Regions from separate parts of the Homo sapiens genome. Here region 1 is linked to region 2. Evidence: chromatin contacts called from ENCODE Hi-C or POLR2A ChIA-PET data. All regions are on one chromosome and are shown on one strand. Each heading gives the region's core, a stretch centred on a gene start or an enhancer-like site at or near the end of the contact. The rest is flanking DNA. Distances are from core to core; before and after follow the strand shown. Region 1 has its middle 110 kb from the start of HMHB1. Region 2 holds the start of BRD8 (bromodomain containing 8).

Region 1 (4,441 bases), core at 125-2,624, 5.7 Mb before region 2:
CTATATAAATGGCACCTGGATCCTATTTTGGGAGAATTTATATATCCGTACAAAGTGTGGAAACGAGAGAATTTTAGTGCAGAGCGTCTCATTTAAGTATAAACAATATGAAAATCACTTTTCATGCTATAGAGTTGTAGCTTTTTCTCTCTCATATTTCCTGCAAGTGTGACTCATCTTGTCTGAGCCCTAGAGCTGACATGGATAGTTACCTAGGTCTCAGTAAGAAACTGAAAGAGAACACAGGCAAGGGAGAAAGGTAGAAATAAGGTTTGGCCTAAGAAAGACTTGGGTTTAAATTCTGGCTCTGTCATTTGCTCATTGCATGACTTTAAGCAGACTACTGAAGCCCAGCTGTAAATCAGAGATAATTAGAGTGATGCATCATGGATTGGATGAGAATTAAAGGAGATCCAGCATGTACATGCATTTCAGAGCAAAACCAAGACATGGTACACTCAGGAGTGGTGGCCATTGTATTTATTGCTGTTGTTGCTGTCGCCATTATATCTAAAGGGCCTAAATCCTTATTTCCTTTTAGCAGGCACAAAGCTATGCCCACTTAGAATCGAATTCAGCAAGTTGTTTGTGCTTCTTTGATATGCTGCTGCTGACCTAGTAAGGGATAAAGAACGAGGAAAATTTGGAGCCTTTTTAGAGAATATTAAGGATGAACCTCACCAAGGTTTGATTTATTTTTCTTTTTATTTTTTGTTTAGTTTCATTAGTTTTTCTTTTACTTTTTTTTAAAGCTTTTTTCAAAGAGGAGATGGGAAGCTATTTCTTAAGGAGACAAAGACATCGTTGTTGCCATCCAATTCCAATTTCAGTTCTCTTTCTACTCACAGTTTCATCCTCCTGGTTCTCACTTTCTCCTTCTAATAAATGCACCCCATATTTCATTACAAAGATCATTTCTTTCATCCACACTCAAGGTTGAAAATCAATCTCATAGACTACTTCCTCCTTAACTGTTTGCTGATAATGACTTAAACCCATTCACTTTCCCAGAATAAGAACAATAAAGGTAGTATTTTAATAGTGAAAGTTTTCAAAAACTTTTTTACTAGTGAAAGGTTTCAAAAAGTCTTTAAAAGTTGCTAATCCTAGAATTTCAGTATTGTGACAGGATGGCAAAATAGCCACTTTTGTGACAAAAGCCTTAATTACATAGCATTCAAGTATGCCATCTAAGTGTCAAACTCTTCTGTTCTACTTTCAGATTGGCCTTGATTCTTGCTTCATGTGACATGCGAGCCATCATGTTCCCTTCTCAAGCCCACAGAGGACCTCACTAATTGAGCACAGTATTCCTTCTGGCAGGACCTGGTTGTGACTCACAATTCTTCCTGACACAGCACTCCAAGTAGTAACCGTCAATCTTAGCCAATAAGGAAATTGAAACCTATTGGCCCTCAGTAGCTTAAAATGTATTTGTTGATTTTCCAGTTGTAGAAAAGAAAAGTGCAAAGTGACTCATTTAAAGAAGAATTAGAAAACAATAGAAAGGAAATCATGGTCTCTGCTTTAGTTTTATTTACATATTTATTTACTTACTGAGATAGGGTCTCACTCTGTCACTCAGGCTGGAGTGCAGTGGCGTGATCATAGCTCATTGAGGCTCAACCTCCTGGGCTCAAGCAATTCTTCCACCTCAGCCTCCTGAGTAGCTGGATCCACAGGCACACACCACCACACCCAGCTAATTTTTGTAATTCGTGTAGAGACAGGGTTTCGCCGTGTTGCCCAGGCCGGTGTTGAACCTGAGCTCAAGCAATTTTCTCACCTCAGCCTCCCTAAGTAGTAGGATTACAGGCTGCTTTAATTTTAACTAGCAACCCATATATTCAGGACTATAGAAGGAACTTACTATAAAGTGAAATAAAATATAGTCATATACAAGTAATATTTTTTAAACTTTGGAATGAGCATTTAATAATCCTGTGAAAGGAGAATTTTCTTTATTTTTTAAATGACAGAAAATTACAAAGCCATTGTTCTTCCTAATAAGTTCCTATTATGTTTTAGATTTATTTTAAGCTAGAGATAGAAAACTGTTCCTACCATGATGTCATGTTGTATTTATTTCTGGTCTCATCAATTGAGTCAATCAAGAGACACTCTCATGACACCTTCTTGCCAGAATGAACACTGTGAAGTAGGTTTAGAGCCCAGCCAGACAGATTTCGAATTGGTTGAGTGATGTAAACTTTCATGATGGATTAAATGGAGAAGGTGAGAACCAAAAAAGGAGTCCAATATGATCTTGAAGTTTTGAGTCTTGAAGTCTGGGAAAACAAGGGATCTTCATAAACACAGAAAGTCAGTAGGAGAAAGCAGCTGTTCTGGGAGACAGGAAAAAAAAAGTTCAGATTTAGATTTTTTTGAGATTTAAATTTAGAATTCAAGGGACTTCATAATGGAGAACATCTCACATGTATTTGGCATTACAGGCCTGGCCTTTGAAAGCCTGGGGGTAAAGATTTTGAAATCTTGTCCTCAAGGGATGGTAGAAAGAAATGTTGTCCAATTTCAACCCCATTTCTCATCTGAAAGATATTTGAAGGATGCCAGAAATTGAGAAAAGGCAGAGCTGATTCTACAGTGAGTCACTGGGATTCTGAAGAAATATGAGTGGCAGCTCCAGAATTTCTATATGAGGAGGAGGAGGCAATTTACAAGTGGAAGTCTGGTTGTAAGATGTAATAAGCTTGTTGTATATATGGCAGCTTACAACAGATTGAAAAAATAGATGTTTACTTTCAGAATACAGAAGGGAAATTGCAGAGATTATGAGAGAGTGCCTAAGAAGTTACCAGTGTCTTATGCATTGATTAGGTAGAAAAGATTAGGTAGAACTTTCAGACAGTTTGAACTCTCCAGGCTCTACTAGAATGATAATCCATTTCTGTATAAAAACATACAAAATCAGTAAGTTACTGAATAAAAGTGATCATAGCATAATTTGATGTTAGATAATCTATAAAATATATAATAAAGGCAGTTCAAGCAATTCAAAATTTATTTGAATTTTTCAGTTATGTTGACACTATTCCTAGTTGAGAAATAAAGTTGTGTTTATTTTAGTGAAAAGGTGACATACCTTGACCAGTGTTCCTTGGAGTCTCCACTCTTTACCAAGGACATTTAGCAAACATGGCAATAAAAACACATTTAGATCTGTGAGATTCAGTCAAAGCCCAGAAAAACTGTTCTAACCTGAACCACATGATCTCAGCACAATGCATGTCATTGACTTTCTCAGGCTATCCAGGATTTGAATATTGAGGAGGTGGTGAATATTGAATATTGTCCAGTGGTGACTCATACTGAGTAAGACTATATAGACTTTCTCTTTAACATGTTAGGTACCGGCTACAATAGTGACTTTCCACTGACTCTGACCTATAGCAGAAGTAGATTTCACATTGTGACCCAGAGCACATCCTGCAACCAAGGTTTTATGAACCAATTCTTAACTTCACCATATATACTACACTTTCATATTTTCTGTTCTTAATTTTGTTATCACTCTTTGATTTCATGACCCACAAGTAAATCATGACTCAAAGTTCGGAAAATATTAAGCGGCATGGTAGCGTTTTCCTATTTATGGTCATTTTCATTATCCTTTTTTGTTAATGTCTTATGTACTCAGCACTAACAGCCAACTCTGGTCCATAGTCTCAGCATATAAGAAACTATATTACCTTCACAACTATAATAATTCATCATACAAGTACCAAGTGGATATTAACTTGACAATAGTGGTCTTAGATTTATTTGCATTTAAAAAAATTTAAAGTGATATCCTTACTACAATGGAGTTAGGACAAAAGACTGGAAAACAGAGAAACCTGATGATATAGTGATTGCTAAAATATTCGTAAGGAAATATGGAATAGTCAGAAAAGAATACTGTGTATCTTCAATGCAAAACTATGCATTGTTTAGCATATACCCTTCCAGGTTATCTGATGCTAGCTTTTTATTAATTTTGAGCTATTTTATAGATCTGTACATTGTAACTAACTGATAGCAACGAAAATAATTCTTGTGTATATACATGAATTCCATCCAGTGGCGGGATAATCCTCCTTTTTCATTCCTGCCTCTCCCCAAAGCCAGTTGTGTGAGTGAAAATTGGTAAATGCATTCTAATACTCCTGATATCTAGGTATATCTGCCCTTTGGATTCTACTTTGAACAGATTACATCATTTTATTGGTTCCTTTATTAATAAAGCGTTAAATAAAATCTTTAGCACCATTTCACATTGTCTGAAACTCATTTTACCCCCTTTTTTGTTTTTTTTTAGAAAATTCACCTTTAATGTATTCAAAAGAGTTTTACCAGAAATGGAAAATTCTGCACCATTAATTCAAGAAAAAAAGTTTAGCCGGGCGCGGTGGCTCATGCCTGTAATCCCGCATTAGGGGCG
Region 2 (4,357 bases), core at 1-2,500:
ACTTTCCGCCCCAGCCACTCCCCAGTTCCTTTACCTGCTGCTTGTCCTCTAGGGAGGTAGAGACGACAGAGCAGTCTGATAGCAGGTTCTTGCGTACCACAGACCCCAAATCTGCAGCTGTGGACTCAAACATGGGAGAAACTACGACATCGTCATCGGACAGCAAGCCCGCTGGCGGAGAAAGGATCCCTTGCGACATGACGGCAGGGGCAGCCTAGGTCTAAAAAGAGACCAAAAAGTGGGCAGGGAGAAGAACCTTTAGGGACAGAAGGGGCCGCGAATTTTAGGTAATAAGTCCCTTGCCCCAGGACACCGTGTCCCGCTTCCTACTTCTTTTCCCCTCCAATTATCGGCAAAGGGGAAGGGAATGAGAGAAGTTCACTTAATGAACAATTGAGAGAAGTTTGAGGCGGCATTTCTGAACGCGAACAGAAGTCCACAGACATCTGGCTCCAAAAGCAGAAGGCTACGCCTAAAGTAGGGCACCTCGCCCGCCGGTGCTGTGGAGGTGGTGTCAGGATCCCTCGGCTCCTTCTCTAACCTCACCCCAAGGACCACCGTGAGAACAGAGATGCAGCATTAAGAGAAAAACAGATGGCTGCAGCTCCGATTTCTTAAAGCCTATTCCGCGCGGGCAAGAGCTGGTAACCCGGGCTCCAGCACAGCCGCACACTCACCCGAAGACGTGCCACTTGCTCCTCCTGGGATACTGGCTTACTCACACCTAGTCGCCGAAGCTGGACTTTCGCAGCCGCAGAGCACAACTCCGCCCACGAGGTGCAGCTTTGTTACAGATACAATATTTTAAATTACGCGCTGCGTTCGTTCGGCCAATCAGATAGGGAAGCCTGCAGCTACCAATCCGCGTAAGGAAAGGGGGCGGGCCTGACTGGAATTCCAGTCGTTCGCTTCTGCTTGACCTCTGAGTTCTAATGTGGGTCCGGGTTACCAACTGTCGTGGATTCGCACTTATTTTGCCTGGGATTCTTCCAACTTAACCTTTTTCCTTGAACCTTAGACATTTCTTACCTAAGAGCCTAAAGGAAATCTTGAGGCTTCAGCAGCCAACTCCTGTCCTTCCTTAGCAACAATCTTAACAGGAGTGCACAGGGTAACTGGTTTAGGGTGCTTGCTTTGTCTTAAGGGGAAAAACGACATTTCCCAGGAGGCACCGCGAACCAACGCCGGTACACTATTTCCCAGAATTCCAGGGTTTCGGCCCTTCCAGACCGTCTCTCCTCAGGGTTGGAGACTTCGGGGCCAAGATGGCGACGGGAACGGGCAGTGAGTATCTGAGCAGGTTTTGCGTGAAAGGCCTTTGTAGATCCGAGGCTAGGCACCATATTTTTGTTACACGCTTAGGGAGTGGGAGAAGTGGGTTGCTTGAGAGCCCAGGGTTTTCAGAGACCTGCGCTCTACAGCATCGTGAAGACCAACGTTTGGGGGCCCAGAAATCTGGGGTCTTGTTTCTCAGGGAGAGAGCGGAGGTGTGAGAGAAGCAGCTTAGTGAATCCTAGTGTGTTAGGAACTCTGCGGGTTAACCGTAAAAGCACTCTAGAAACTTGGGCGTGCAGACGAAAAGATGTTATGAGCCAGACGGAGTAACCGGCACCTCAAAGAGCCATTCATTTTTTTGTCTGACGTTTGTGAGGCAGTGGAAGTGGGGTCTTTTAACCATGAGCTTTTCTTGCCACTCAGGAAATTGCATCTCGGGGATTTCAGCCATTTTTCTTTTTTTGGACTGAAAAGCTCTTTTACCCCCGACATTTGGAGTAGAGGATCTGAGAGAAGTAAACAAGTTTATGCTAAGAGGGAGGCGGGGTAGTAGGAGGGGCTGGCCGCTCGGGTTCCTGGGAAATAAGCCCTGAATAAGTTCAAACTGGAATAAAGTCCAGTATTCTTAAAACTGGGCTTTTAGGGAGAACTGCCTAATCTGACATTCCCTGTTTCTTAATAAAGCGGAGCTTCAAGCCATGGCGTTTTAAGAAATAAAATGTTAATAATTCACATGCAACGAATAGGTACCCCGGTCACTGGTGATATTTCACTTGGAGAGGTGAAAATCAAGATTTGGTTATAGTAGCTCACTTTGTCCTAACAAGTTGGGATGTTTTGTATTAGGCTTTTAGTCCTCTTTTTGGGGATTTTGGAGCTTAGCACTACAGTCTCAGTGGTTGTTTCCAAGGCTTTTTTTTTTTTCTCCCTTTCCCAGAACACAAGCTGCTAAGCACTGGCCCCACAGAGCCATGGTCCATCCGAGAGAAGCTATGTTTAGCATCTTCTGTCATGAGAAGTGGCGATCAAAATTGGTAAGGTATCTAGGATGTCAGCTTTTCTGGGTCTTAGAAATTGTTAGATACTCTTTCACATCGGTAGATTTCTATAGTTAATCATATTAAGCTGTAAGTAGACTTTCTTTTCTTTTTCTTCTTTTTTTGAGACTGAGTCTCCTTCTGTTGCCCAGGCTGGAGTGCAGTGGTGCGGACACGCCCAGCTAATTTTTGTATTTTTTAGTAGAGACAGAGTTTCGCCATGTTGGCCAGGCTGGTCTCGAACTCCTGACCTCAGGTGATCCCCCCACCTCGGCCTGCCAGAGTGCTGGGATTACAGGTGTGAGCCACTGCGCCTGGCCATGCCTGGCTAATTTTGTATTTTTAGTAGAGACGGGGTTTCACCATGTTGGCCACGATGGTCTCAATCTCCTGACCTCATGATCTGTCCGCCTCGGCCTCCCAAAGTGCTGGGATTACAGGCGTGAGCCACTGCCAGGCCTATTTTTTTTTTTTTTTTTTTGAGACAAGATTGCACTCTGTGGCCCAGGCTGGAGGGCAGTGGTGTGATCTTGGCTCACTGCAACCTCCATATCTCAGGCTCAAATGATCCTCCACCTCAGCCTCTTGAGTAGCTGGGACTACAGGTGCACACCACCATGCCCAGCTAATTTTTTTTATTTTTTTGTAGAGATGGGGGTTTCATCATGTTTCCTAGGCTGGTCTCGAACTCCTGCGTTCGAGCGATCCGCCCAACCTACTGGGATTACAGGTGTGAGCCACCAGGCCAGCTGTATTTCTTTTTTTAAACAGCTTTATTGAGATATAATTCACATACTATAAAATTAACCTACTTAAAATGTACAATATAATGGTTTTTAGTATATTCACAGTTGTGCAACCATCACCACAATCTAATTTTAGAACATTTTATTCTAAGAAAAACCCCTTACTCCTTAACTGTCAGTCCATGTTGTCCCCTCCTCACCACCCCCAAGCAAGCACTCATCTACTTTCTATTAATTAATTAATTAATTTGAGACAGAGTCTCACTGTCACACAGGCTGGAGTGTAGTAGTTAGATCTTGGCTCACTGCAACCTCCGCCTCCCAGGTTCAAGCGATTATCGTGCCTTAGCCTCCCAAGTAGCTGGGATTACAGCCATGCGCCACGAGTGGCCTGGCTAATTTTTGTATTTTTAGTAGAGATGAGGTTTTGTCCAGGCTGGTCTTGAAGTAATGCACCAGTCCTGGCCTCCAAAAGTGCTGGGATTACAAGTGTGAGCCACCATACCCAGCCAACTCTCTTGTCTCTGTAGATTTGCCTATTCTGGATATTTCATACAAATGGAATGATACGTGCTCTTCTGGACTTTTTTTTGTTTTTTTTAATCACTTGACATAACACTTTTTAAGGTTCATTCTTATGTAGCATGTATCAATACTTAATTCCTTTTTTAGCTGAATAATAATCTGTTGTATGAATATACCAAGTTTTATTTATCCATCACTTGATAGACAATTGGGTTGTTTCCACTTTTTGGCCATTATGAATAATGCTGATGATGTGCACATTCGTGTACAAGGTTGTGGACAATGTTTTTAATTCTCTTGAGTTTTTTATTCAAGGAGTGAAATTGCTGGGTTATGTAGTAACTTTATTATGTTTGACTTTTTTTTTTTTTTTTTTTTTTTTTTGCAGACAGGGTCTCACTGTCACCCAGGCTGGAGTGCAGTAGTGCGATCGTGGTTCACTGCAACCTCTGCCTCCTGGGCTCAAGTGATCCTCCGGCCTCAGCCTCCTGAGTAGCCGGGACTACAGGCACATGCCATCACCCCTGGCTAATTTTTGTATTTTTTGGTAGGGATGGGGTTTTGCCATGTTGCCCAGGCTGAACTTTTTTTTTTTTTTTAATTTAAATATTTATGTTTTTGTAGAGACGAGGTCCCACTATGTTCCCCAGGCTGGTCTCCAACTCTTGGCCTCAAGTGATCCTCCCAGTTTAGCATCCTGAGTAGTTGGGAATACAGACCCTTGCCACCATGCTTGACTAATTTTTTGTGTTTTTTGTCACTTGTTGCCCAGGC

Evidence for each region. Hi-C counts contacts between places; a loop is a spot of excess contacts on that map. ChIA-PET counts read pairs that join two places held with the same protein, here RNA polymerase II (POLR2A). Pooled maps may share reads with other maps.
Region 1: a loop to region 2 is called in a map of PC-9, with 9 times the contacts of the local background. The contact joins the enhancer-like site here to the promoter of BRD8 in region 2. A Hi-C loop is called at or near these places in 1 of 168 maps with a recorded cell type or tissue (PC-9) and 2 of 50 pooled maps. POLR2A ChIA-PET finds 5 or more read pairs at or near these places in 1 of 52 experiments (PC-9).

Annotation. Positions count from the first base shown.
Region 1 is chr5:143,919,829-143,924,269 of GRCh38, reverse strand. No RefSeq gene overlaps it. Among named protein-coding and RNA genes, the nearest start is that of HMHB1, 110 kb to the right of the region's middle. Within about 2 kb of position 1,374, at least 6 of the 41 ENCODE cell types and tissues checked have a DNase peak (open chromatin) inside an H3K27ac peak, as active enhancers do; they include PC-9, where a contact is called at or near this core.
Region 2 is chr5:138,175,523-138,179,879 of GRCh38, reverse strand. BRD8 (bromodomain containing 8) reads left to right here and starts at 1,250. Exons shown (of 27, transcript NM_139199.2): 1 at 1,250-1,284; 2 at 2,213-2,309. The coding sequence starts at 1,266. KIF20A (kinesin family member 20A) reads right to left here and starts at 768. Exons shown (of 19, transcript NM_005733.3): 1 at 678-768; 2 at 35-220. The coding sequence starts at 199. RefSeq lists enhancers at 939-1,108, 1,249-1,298, 1,006-1,300.